Linked DNA regions of Homo sapiens: region 2 is linked to region 1. Evidence: read pairs that join two places in POLR2A ChIA-PET (ENCODE). Cell type or tissue: PC-9. All regions are shown on one strand. Links, peaks and the distances in the headings refer to the core of each region. The heading gives the core; the rest is flanking DNA.

Evidence for each region. ChIA-PET counts read pairs that join two places held together with the same protein. Peaks named below come from ENCODE experiments on the same cell type or tissue, not always from the same donor. Only the 100,000 strongest peaks of a DNase experiment are listed, where the experiment ranks them.
Region 2: POLR2A ChIA-PET joins it to region 1 with 15 read pairs; 2 of 35 experiments call an interaction of 5 or more read pairs at or near these places.

Annotation. Positions count from the first base shown.
Region 1 is chr1:207,023,380-207,028,751 of GRCh38, forward strand. C1orf116 (chromosome 1 open reading frame 116) reads right to left here. Exons shown (of 4, transcript NM_023938.6): 2 at 4,115-4,300; 3 at 1,508-1,685; 4 at 1-101. The coding sequence starts at 4,219. Among named protein-coding and RNA genes, the nearest start is that of C1orf116, 6.7 kb to the right of the region's middle. In PC-9, for the core only: no CTCF peak of the experiment used is centred there; DNase peaks (open chromatin) are centred at 1,882, 2,342 and 4,012; H3K4me3 peaks cover 1,222 bases; H3K27ac peaks cover 4,786 bases.
Region 2 is chr1:206,711,958-206,717,329 of GRCh38, forward strand. The region is part of intron 1 of MAPKAPK2 (MAPK activated protein kinase 2); the gene reads left to right. Among named protein-coding and RNA genes, the nearest start is that of MAPKAPK2, 30 kb to the left of the region's middle. In PC-9, for the core only: no CTCF peak of the experiment used is centred there; a DNase peak (open chromatin) is centred at 2,914; H3K27ac peaks cover 1,710 bases.

The sequences.
Region 1 (5,372 bases), core at 235-5,234:
CCTGAGGCCTAGGCCCTGGGGCTCAGGAGGGTGGGATGAGCTGGACTCAGTTACTGTCCTTGGCGTTCGTCCTTGCTGAGTGATGGTCTCCTCTGGACCTCCTGTGAGGGTCAGAAAGAACATAAAAGAGTGGACAGAAAAAGAGTGGACAGAGGTGAGGGCCCTGCTGCAGAGGGGAAAGCAATGACTTCCTGAACTCTGATCCCAAACTAGCAATGAATGGGTTTTATTTTGCCTTGTTTTCTTTGCTTTTACAAGAGCAGCACTTTTGTCTGGATATCATTTAGACTAATAGATCAGTAATAGCAGATCCAGGGCCAGGCGCAGTGTCTCATGCCTGTAATCCCAGCACTTTGGGAGGCCAAAGCAAGTGGATCATTTGAGCCCAAGAGTTCGAGACCAACCAGGGCAACATAAGAGACCCCCATTTCTACAAATAATAATAGCATATCTTTTTTTGACTGAGAATTAATTTTTCATGATGGGCGGCAAGAGAGTGACCCCTGATTGCTCTAAGTTATTGACTTGACCTCTCCCCAGTTTTCTACAGAGGCACCAGGGTTGGAGATAAATTTGGGACAGTTCCTTCTAGCTATTTTGGGCCTCCCAGATAACTGAGCCCAATGCAAGCCTCTGAATAAGTGATTTGCTCTTGATTCAACCAGGCTTCTGCCTTCTACTTGCACTTTCTATGAGCATGTGGATAATTCTGTAATAGCCATAGTGTCCCCACACCAGAAAGTGACTCCTTTCCTTCCAGTGAGCTAGGCAGGTACATCAGGCCCCCTGGGCCAGTGAATCAGCCTCATGGAGCAGGAAAGCCCTACGTCCCCATTTATAGCTCTAGCTCCAGGGAAGGTCTAACTACTTGTTAATAAATATTTGCTAAATGAAACAACACAAAACTGCAGCCCCAATACCAGCGGGACTGTCCTCAGGAGTAAAAGGTTTCTCACACCCTGGGACATGTGGCCCCACAGTCATGGCCACACTTGTGTGTTGTTTTGTTCCCCTTCTGCTGAGCCTGAATACCACTGGCTTTCCACGCTCTCTAACGAGGGCCTTGAGGTACTTCCCACTGCAGCTGGGGAGCCCTTCCTTCTCCTTATCTCTCCTACCCTTGTCCTCTGTGTCACCCAGATTAGCTCTCTAGACTGACTCAGTCTCTCCAGAGCCAACCACCCAGCCCTCCCTGACTCCCTCCCCCGCCTCTGCGGTCATATCTCTTTAGAATTTTTCCACAGGAGAATGGGAGCTGGTCAAACCCCTTTCCCTTCTAGAGCTCTGATACTTCATAGACAGACATAGGAAGCTGGCTTGCCAGGGGTCCCTCCTTCCCTCCAGGGACAAGGCTCTGTTCTAGCCAGGAGAGTGGTGAGGAGTGTGGCTACACCTTCTTCTGCCTGTGACCCTTGGGGTAGAGGGCAGGCGAGGTAGAAAGTGGCCGGAGGGGACATATTGATTTTCTGGGTTTTGCTGGGGTTCCACCCCAGAGGGTCTGCCTTACCCCGGGGAGTGGGTTGGGTTATGGGCAGTGCTCGGAAACCTCTGGGAGTTGTGGCTGGCTCAGACTCGTCAGTGGACAGTCCGCTGTCAGCCTCCGTGTCCAGTGAGCCAATGGTCTCCTCCAGGAAGAGCAGACACTCCTTCTCTTCAGTGGACAGGAAGTCGTAGCTGCTATCACTCTGTTGGGTTTGGGGTTGGGGGCGGGGGCGGGGAGGCGGGGGGGAGGGCGAGAAGAAGAACAGGAGAGGGAGAGAGAGCTGTGAGAAAGCGCTCCCTCCGCAGAAACTGGCGGGGCCTGAGAACCACCCTGCAGAGAGGAAGGAATGCTGAAGAGCTGGAAACCTTTCCCTCCTGCTACTCTGCAAAGCTGCTGGAGTTGCCTCCTGAAACTGTAGGCACCAGGGAGGGCAGAGTCTGTCAGGAGGCTGGCCCACTAGCGCCCAGCTCTGGAGCTGGGCAGGCACATGGCAGGGGCCTTTCTTTTGCTCAGTCCTGGCTTGAATGCTTAGGGGCACAGATTAGAAGCAGTCCCAAGTTTCAATGTTTGACAGCCTTTGTCAAACATCTCACTTTGAGCACCTCTGATTTAGCTCCAAATAAGAAGTGCAACATAACAATTTGACCTGAAACTTCAGTGGTATTGCTTTTAACTTTTAAAAGTACTTCTGCATACTTGATCTGGTATGTCAAGGGCAGTATGAGGAAAAGCAGGAAATGAAGCCAGCTATGAGCTGCCAGGCCAGTAGGAACTGTGGCATGACTGGCCACAGATAAATGTACTAAATGATTTGTACTTGACTTTGAAATGCATTCCATACGGGAATTTTTCCCCTTGTACATTTACTTTCTTGATGACATTTGGCTCTGGCTAATGTTCAAGTAAGTGTGCATTTCTAAAGCAAATATTAACTTAAAGGGGGAGGTTGGTGGAGAAACTGGATGGTATGGGAGGAGGGAAAAGCAGCTTAGTATTAAATATTAAGTAGATCTTAAAGTAGATCATATTCATTATGAGAGAGTACATAGAGGTTTTTGGAAGAAAATAATAATGGTCATCTCAGACAGTTACTGTCTATGTTGTATGGGGCTAGAAGTTTGCTGGAATAGTTGCTCTTCCACAGAGGAGGTTGAAGGGAAAACAAAAGGGCAAATTGGAATATAAGAAATTTGGGCCAAGTCTCTTCTTGGCATCTCCAGCCCTTTTCCTAATATTTGGGACACTTCAGAGTTGTATATTCTTCAGGCCCACTCAGATGGCCAGGAAAGATTTTGAGACAGCTCTAAAAATATCCTGGAGGGAGGGGAGAGGGTTGCAGAATAACCCTTCCATTTGCCTCTGGAACTTCCTTTCGCATGTGGGCCTACATGTTAAAGCAAGCCCCAAATATAGCCCCTGGAAGCTCTGAAGCTGACGCCAAGAGTTTCTTGAAGAAAAATATCTTTATTGTCCTCTTCCTCCTAAAATAGCCTTGCCAAGGATAAGCTGACTCTGAGTTTCTCCTTCATGAATGATTCACTTTGAAAACCTTTAATCCCTGTCACATTCTGTGTCCAATGCTATGTGACTATTCACGTTGGCCTCAGCCTAAAAGACATAGAAAGACGTCTCCACAGCCCCATTATCTAGGGTCAAAATGAAATTTGTATGATTGTCTGCACTTTGGATTTGTGCATGTGTGTTTCTTTCTCTACTCTATTTTTACATATCAAAATCCACTGGTTGTCTTAAACATCTTGACATTCAGTAGACACCCTTAAATTTTCAAATACCTCTATAGGATACAATGCAAAAAAGCATAAATTCTCTATGATTCTTATGTATGTGACAAGCATGAACAACAAATGTTTGCGTCTGGATGCAGCACAGATTTACTCTTTCACACCAGCCTCACAACAACTGAGATTTAAATTCATGCCCAGAAAAATTACAGTTTATTAAATGCCACTCACAAGTAGCTAAACACAGTGACTTTGGAAGATTCTCAGTCTCTGCTCCTAGAAAGGCTGATTCTTTTCTATATAGAGGCATATGCTAGGTGCTTTACCTGTATCACATTTACTCCCCACAAATTGAATTGGGTATGAACACTAAGTATCCCATTTGAAAACTGAGGAGGCTAAAGCTTAGAGAAATTAAGTAATTTGCCCAAGGTCATACAGCTTATAAGTAGAGAACTTAAATCTGTTTGGTTCCAGAACCTAGGCTCCTAATTACCTATTTTCTTTGATCTTTGTAAGAGACTAAAGTAATGCTGCTCATTGCAGAGAACTTCAATAATCCATGTGCTACAAGAATCTATGTTCTGGTTTCCACCATGACCTCAGATTACAGGCCTACTCTCTCTGCTCAACCCAACCCCCAACCTAATGAAAATCGGCGGAAAAAGTCTCATTTGCCCAGTTGCTCTCTAAGGTCGTCCCATCCTATTCTCTATAGAGCCAGGGCTGACTCAGGCAGAAAGCACCCACTGGTGTTGTGAATCACTCCCCAACAATGAAAGAGAAGGTGCAGTGAGCCAGGATGGGTGGCAGGAAAGGATAGGGCAGGGCAGGGCAGGGCAGGTGTGCAGAGAGCAGACCAGGTTGCGGGAGGGAGAGTATTACGTACAGATCCAGAGCGGGTGGAGGTGCTGCTCATCATGCTGTCACAGCTGCCGACACGGGTCACGGGTTCTGAGCCAGTCCCCGCTGGCCACAGCTCCCTCTCGGGCATCACCCGAAACAAGGTGCAGGGATGGCAAAGGGGGCTTCTAGAGGGGAAGCGAGGGGAAGTGAACAATGTCCCAAGCCGGGCCTGAAAAGAGAAGAATCAAAGCCACACATGAGCCGAGGCTTCGGCAAGGCTCTGCCCAGGCCCTGGGCGGCATGGCGGGAAGGACACCAAGCAAGCAGAGAGCTGGAAGGGGGGCATGAACAGCCACTGCCCGACACCCCCGGCCTGCATGGAAGGACCCTGAAGCTGGCTTAAATACATGCAGAAGGACAGACTTAGTTGGTGGAGAGGCAGTCTAGTCAGAAAGAAGCTTCTACTACTTCTCTTACATTTTTCTCTGAACCAAGGAGCTTAATCTACATTTTCATTACTATAAGCAATAAATATTACAGGCGTCAATACCTTGGGTTCTGGAGTTAGTTGGGTCTGGGCTCAAATCCCAGTTTAGCCATTTACAGTTATGTGACTTGGGGCAAATTACTCTGAGTCTGTTTTTCCTCATTAAATAATGTTAGTATAAGGATTAAATGAGAGAACAGTTAGCACAGTTTAGTTGGTAGTAAATACCCTAAGACCTCATGAGTCAATAATTAACTATTATTGTTCTTGTAACAAGAAAAAGACAAGATCTATCTAGGATCAAACTAAATTGAAACAAGAGAAACAGGATCTCAGAAAAGAAGGGTTCTGGTTTGATGGGAGACTGTAGACTTGAGAGAAGAAACAGGTCCCTTAATAATACCTACCTCATGGGGTTATTGTGAGAACGTTTAAAACACTTTGCACAGAGCAAATTGTCACCTGCTATCACAGTCAATATCATCAACATCATCACAACCACCGCTACGATACCCATCTTTAACTCCCTAGCCTGGAGGCATGAACAGGGCACCTGCAGTGGTTGACACAAACCTATTTTCTTTCTAGTGAATCTCTTTCTTTCTAGTGCCTCTGTTGTTGCACACATTCCCAATGAGATTCCCTAGCCTATGTCAAATGAACAAGAGAAATGTCCCATGTAGCTTCCTCCCAACTCTAATTCCTTAGGGAAAAAAAGTTTCAATGTCATTGTAACAATAGTAGTAGCAAAGGAAGGCAGTGCCATCTTCCCTCTGAAAGTCCCAAGGATTTTGATGTGGCTGTTTGTGGGAAA
Region 2 (5,372 bases), core at 260-5,259, 310 kb before region 1:
TCTGTCCCCTAATTTGAAATAATGCTAAAGTGAATATTTTTGATGGATACTATCATAAACTCCATTTAATCGATGAGTTCAATGGAGATTTAGAATGTGAAGTAACTGGCTAAGGTCAGGCAGCTACTAAGCTTTAGAGCTGGTGTTTGAACTTGGGGCAGTGTAATTTCAGAGCCCTTGCAATCACAATGCTTTACACCTTCTCTTCCTTGTTCTTAGAAGCAGCTTTTAACAACGACAACAAATAATAAAAAAAAGATCTTACTGAGTCAGGTACAATTCTAAGTGCAATTATATTGTTATTATTCACTAAATAACAACCTGCGAGTTAGATAATGTTGTTATCCCTGTATTACAGTGAAGGAAACCGGAGGTATAAGAAGGTTAGGAAAGGTGCTCAGGGCCCACAGCAGTTTAATGGAGGAGCTGGGACTGCCCCCATGCAGCCTGGCTTCAGAACCTTGGCTCTCATTCATGTTATAAAGATGTGACTAGAGAAAAGTCTCTTTCATCCTGTGCTGTTGAAGATGGGTTTTTTTGTTGTTGTTGTTGTTAGTTTTGGCGTATATTTTCTCCTACTGTAATCTTTTAAAAATCTACTACCTAGCACAGACTGCCTCTCCCATTGTTTTCTTAGGGGGTGTCACTTGGAAGTTTGATAAGCTTACTGCCTACTATGTCTTTAGTCAGCTTGTTGGTAAAATATTAATACTAGGCAAAGCCAGTCTGGTGTGGTGGCTCATGCCTGCTGTAATCCCAGTATTTTGGGAGGCCGAGGTGGGTGAATGACTTGAGGTCAGGAGTTTGAGACCAGCCTGGCCAATGTGGTGAAACCCCATCTGTACTAAAAATATAAAAATTTGCTGAGTGTGGTGGTGGGCGCCTGTAGTCCCAGCTACTCAGGAGGCTGAGGCACGAGAATCTCTTGGACCCGGGAGGTGGAGATTTCAGTGAGCTGAGATCGTGCCACTGCATTCCAGCCTGGGCGACAGAATGAGACTCCATCACACACACACACACACACACACACACACACACACACACACACTAATAGGTTTGCCACTGAAGTTGTTCTTTGGGTTTAGTCAACAAGTAGATACTTATTGAACACCTCCTAAATGCCATGTACCGGGTCTAGGATTTGAAATCAAAAGATGAACAAGACATTGTCCCAGCTTCCAAGAGGTACATGGTCCACAGTGAAAAGAGAAACCGTTTTATAAATCCCACTGGTGAGTGCTGAAGTAGGAGTTTAGCAAGAGTCTGTGGGCACAGAGAGGCAGAGGGGCTGACTCTGCCTGGAAGTGGTCAGAGAGGCTTCACAGAGGAGGTGACATTGCCATGGTTCTTACAGACGTGAAGTCATGACAAGGCCTGGCTTGCCTGAGGTCAGGAAGTGCATTGTAGCTTCAATATAGGGGATGTGTTGGGAGGTTAGGGTAGCGATGATGTGGATAGGAGCTAGGGAAGACTAAGTTAGGGAATTTGGATTTTATCATGTCAGCCAGTGGAGATGTTTAAGGAGGAAAATGTCCTGCTCAGCTTTGCCTTTCAGCATGTGACCCAAGATGTACTGGGATGGAGTACGTCTCCCTTCTAGAAACCAGTTAGAAAACACAGAAGAGTAGGCCAGGCATGGTGGCTCATGCCTGTAATCCTAGTACTTTCGGAGGCCGAGGTGGACAGATCACTTGAGGTCAGGAGATTGAGACCAGCCTGGCCAACATGTGAAACCCCGTTTCTACCAAAAAATAAAAAGTTAGCCAGGCGTGGTGGTGTATGTCTGTAGTCCCAGCTAGTCAGGTGCTTGAGGTGGGAGAATTGCTTGAACCCAAGAGGCGGAGTTTGCAGTGAGCTGAAATCATGCCACTGCACTCCAGCCTGGGGGACAGAATGAGACCCTGTCTCAAAAAGAGAAAGCACACAAGAGAAAAGGGGCTGCAACCCAGTAAGCGATAGCAGGACTGGAAAAGGAAAGATGGATTTGGGAGATCTTCCCAGAGACAAAATTGGATTGCTTCTGTGGGTGACGGAGGGAGAGAGTCTGAGGATGAGTACTCAAGATTTATATCTGGGAGCCTGGCTAGATAGTGATGTCATTGCCGTTTACTGAGATCCGGGAGCAAATTCAAAGGGGCCGTGAGTTCAGTTTGGTGCCTGTTCAGCAGCCTGTCCTAGATCCACCAAACAGCACTTTATTACTGGCCATTTATAACAACTGCAAATATTATCTAAATGCTTTGTCATCTCACTGCCTCCTCCTTTGTCATCCCTAAGGTCTGGGCAGGAGACTGTGTTCATATACTTCATAGAGGTCCAGACCCCTTGCGTCTGGCATTCCTTTGGTCTATAATTCAGTAAACTCTGCTAAAAAGGAAACGAGACTAGCTTGCTGTGGCCTCTTAAGCGACCCAGGGTAGCTTGTGATGGTTCAGATTATGATTTGTTCTAGAGCTTTTCCAGAGGCAGATGTTGAGGAGTTTATCCTATTTGTCCCCTTCCCTTTAAACAAACAAAAGTGCCGGCTGGACGCAGTGGCTCATGCTGGTAATCCCAGCATTTTGAGAGGCTGAGGCAGGCGGATCACCTGAGGTCAGGAGTTCGAAACTAAGCCTGGCCAGCATGGTGAAACCCTGTCTCTACTTAAAAAAAAAAAAATTAGTTGGGTGTGGTGGTGGGAGCCTATAATCCCAGCCACTCGGGAGGCTGAGGTGGGAGAATTGCTTGAATCTGGGAGGTGGAGGTTGCAGTGAGCTGAGATCACACCATTGCACTCCAGCCTGGGTAGCAGAGTGAAACTCGGTCACAAAAAAAAAAAAAAAAAGAAGTCCCAACCCCCCAGTTTTTTATATCCTCTTAGTCATCATAGTTTATTAACAGTTTTGTTTACATATTGCTTCTTTTTCCCTCTTGGCTAGACTGTGAACCTTGAAGCCCTGTGAGCTTGGTCTAGTGCCTGGAGCATTGTGGGTACCAGGTTTCGAGAGAATGTGTGCTGCCAGAAAGCAGATCTTTGCCACCTCCTCTCCCCTCAGCTCCTGAACCACTGCCAGCAGTGGTTCTGGAATCAACCTGTACTTTCCTTCTGCATCCTGGGATGTAATTCTGGGTGATTGTAAGTTGGTTTATGGTCTAGCTTAGAATTGAGGCTTCTCTTGAGAGAGAGCATGTGTGTAAATGTTTAGCTTGTTCTAGTCTGTGGAGCATTCTCCTTCATAGAAAAGATGGGAAATACTGGAGATGAAAATTCTCCATTCTCTGTCATTTTGTGTGTTAGAGTCTCTGTCCCCATCCCAGGGCCACTTCCTCCCTGGTTCTTCTTATGGCTTTGGATGTAGCTTGAAGACATGCTCCTAGCATTTTCACAAGCTCTGCTTGTTGTGTTTAGTGAGCGCAGACTACTCCCTTCGGGCCTGTCCTGGCTCATGGGCAGTTGCTCGTGTCTTTGCACACATCCTTTACTGTCTCAGCTCTTCACTTCTCCCTGACATTTGTGGCTGCCTCCTCCTGGTTTCTTCTTTAAGCGATTATTGTGTTTTAGATGATCAGAATTCACTTTTTAGAGACTTGGACCTTGTCTTTCAAAATGCATTCCCTTTTGGGATCTCTGCCCATCATACTCCTTGGTCTCAACATCTAAATATTGGTTTTTTTTTTCTTTTTCTTTCTTTCTTTTTTTTTTTTTTTGAGATAGGGTCTCACTCTGTTGCCCAGGCTGAAGTGCAGTGGTACGATCATTGGCTCACTGCAGCCTTGACCTCCTGGGCTCAGTGATCTTCCTGCCTCAGCCTCCTGAGTAGCTGGGGCCACAGGCTAGTGCCACCATGCCCTGCTAATTTTTTAAATTATTCATAGAGACGGGGTCTCCCTGTGTTGCCCAGGCTGGTCTTGAACTCCTCCTTCTCCTTTTTGTATCCTCTTAGTCATCAAGCCATCCTCCTGCCTCAGCCTCCCAAAGTGCTGGGATTTCAGTGTGATCCACTGCGCCTGACCTGAATATTGGTTTTTTTGAAGTCTAGGCTAAACAACTGTTTTTGTCTCAGTTTTTTTTTTTTTAATTTCCCTCCTTTGAACTCTGAATTGACAAGCTTACTTCCTCCCAATGTGGTGTTCTTGTTATTATTGTTTTTGCTAGCTGAAGTATTTTTTTTTTTTTTAAACATAATTTACTAGGTTTTTCTTCCTGGCCAGAAGTAAGTTCAGGGTAATAGTTCCCTTCCTTGTATCTTCAGCTGTGTGAGAGGTAATGTAGAGTGAGAATTTATTTATCAGGTGCCCTGCTCGTAGCAGAAGGCATGACCTCGACTTCTCTCTCACAGTGACCTTGTGTTTGTGTTGGTGGCTTGAACTCACTCTTGTGTCTGGGCCATTTCTCTCACTGTGTAGGAAAGAGTGGTTCCTGTCTTCTCCCTGGCCATGTAGTCTGCTGTGTGTCACCATAACAATCATCTATCTTCCGGTTCTTTTTCCTTCTCTCCTCACCCAGTTGTCTCCAGTCTTAGGCGTGTGGAATTGTGTACTGGGTGGGGGATGTGTGTGTGTGGGCCGCCCTCTTGATTTGTAGGATCCTTCTCTTCCTCCACATTCTCTGTCAACTCTCCTCCACCCCCTGTGAGATCTGTGGACTCAGGTATACGTTGCTGTGAGTCTCATTCTGCTCAGCTGGGGTGATGAAGGTGAGATTGCTTTTGTCGCTTCAAAGTAAAATTTTAGATTTGCTTTGGCAGCCGCACAGGGTCGTATGCATGGGGGCTGCTTAGGCCAGAGGCGCAGTGTTCCTGACCTCCTTCCGTCTTACTTTCTCTTGCTAGTTTGTCCATCTCTGTGGATTTTTTAAAGTAGATACTAGATACCTAGATACTACTAAGAACATGATCTTTCTCTTCTTGCCACTTGGATTTTAGCTTAAAGCCAACTTGGAACATTTAGGGTGTTTCCTTCCTACCACTGTCTGCCTGGTCTCCTAGGGAAAGATGCCTTGTATCTTGTTCTGGTGTACAGTCTGCCCATTTAATTGGTAAGTGTTTATTGTGACTCTTCTCTACTGGGCTCTGGCCCCAGGCCTGATGCGAATAGGGCAGGCCTGTGAACAGAGCAAAGACGAGTCACTTAGGAGGGGACGAGAGAGGCCAGCGGTAAACTAATATTACCAGCTCAGGGTTTATTTGTCAAAGCCTCCTTTGCTGTGAATAAAAGGTTAGATCTGAATTGGGTCTGAGTCCTGGCTTTATTACCTACTAGCCATGTGGCCTTGGGCAAATTATTAATACTTCCTTGGGCCTTGGTTGCCGCACCTGTACGATGGAGTCAGCAATGGATCCTGTTCTGTAGGGCTGCTAGGAAGCTTAAATATAGCAATATTTGCTATATAT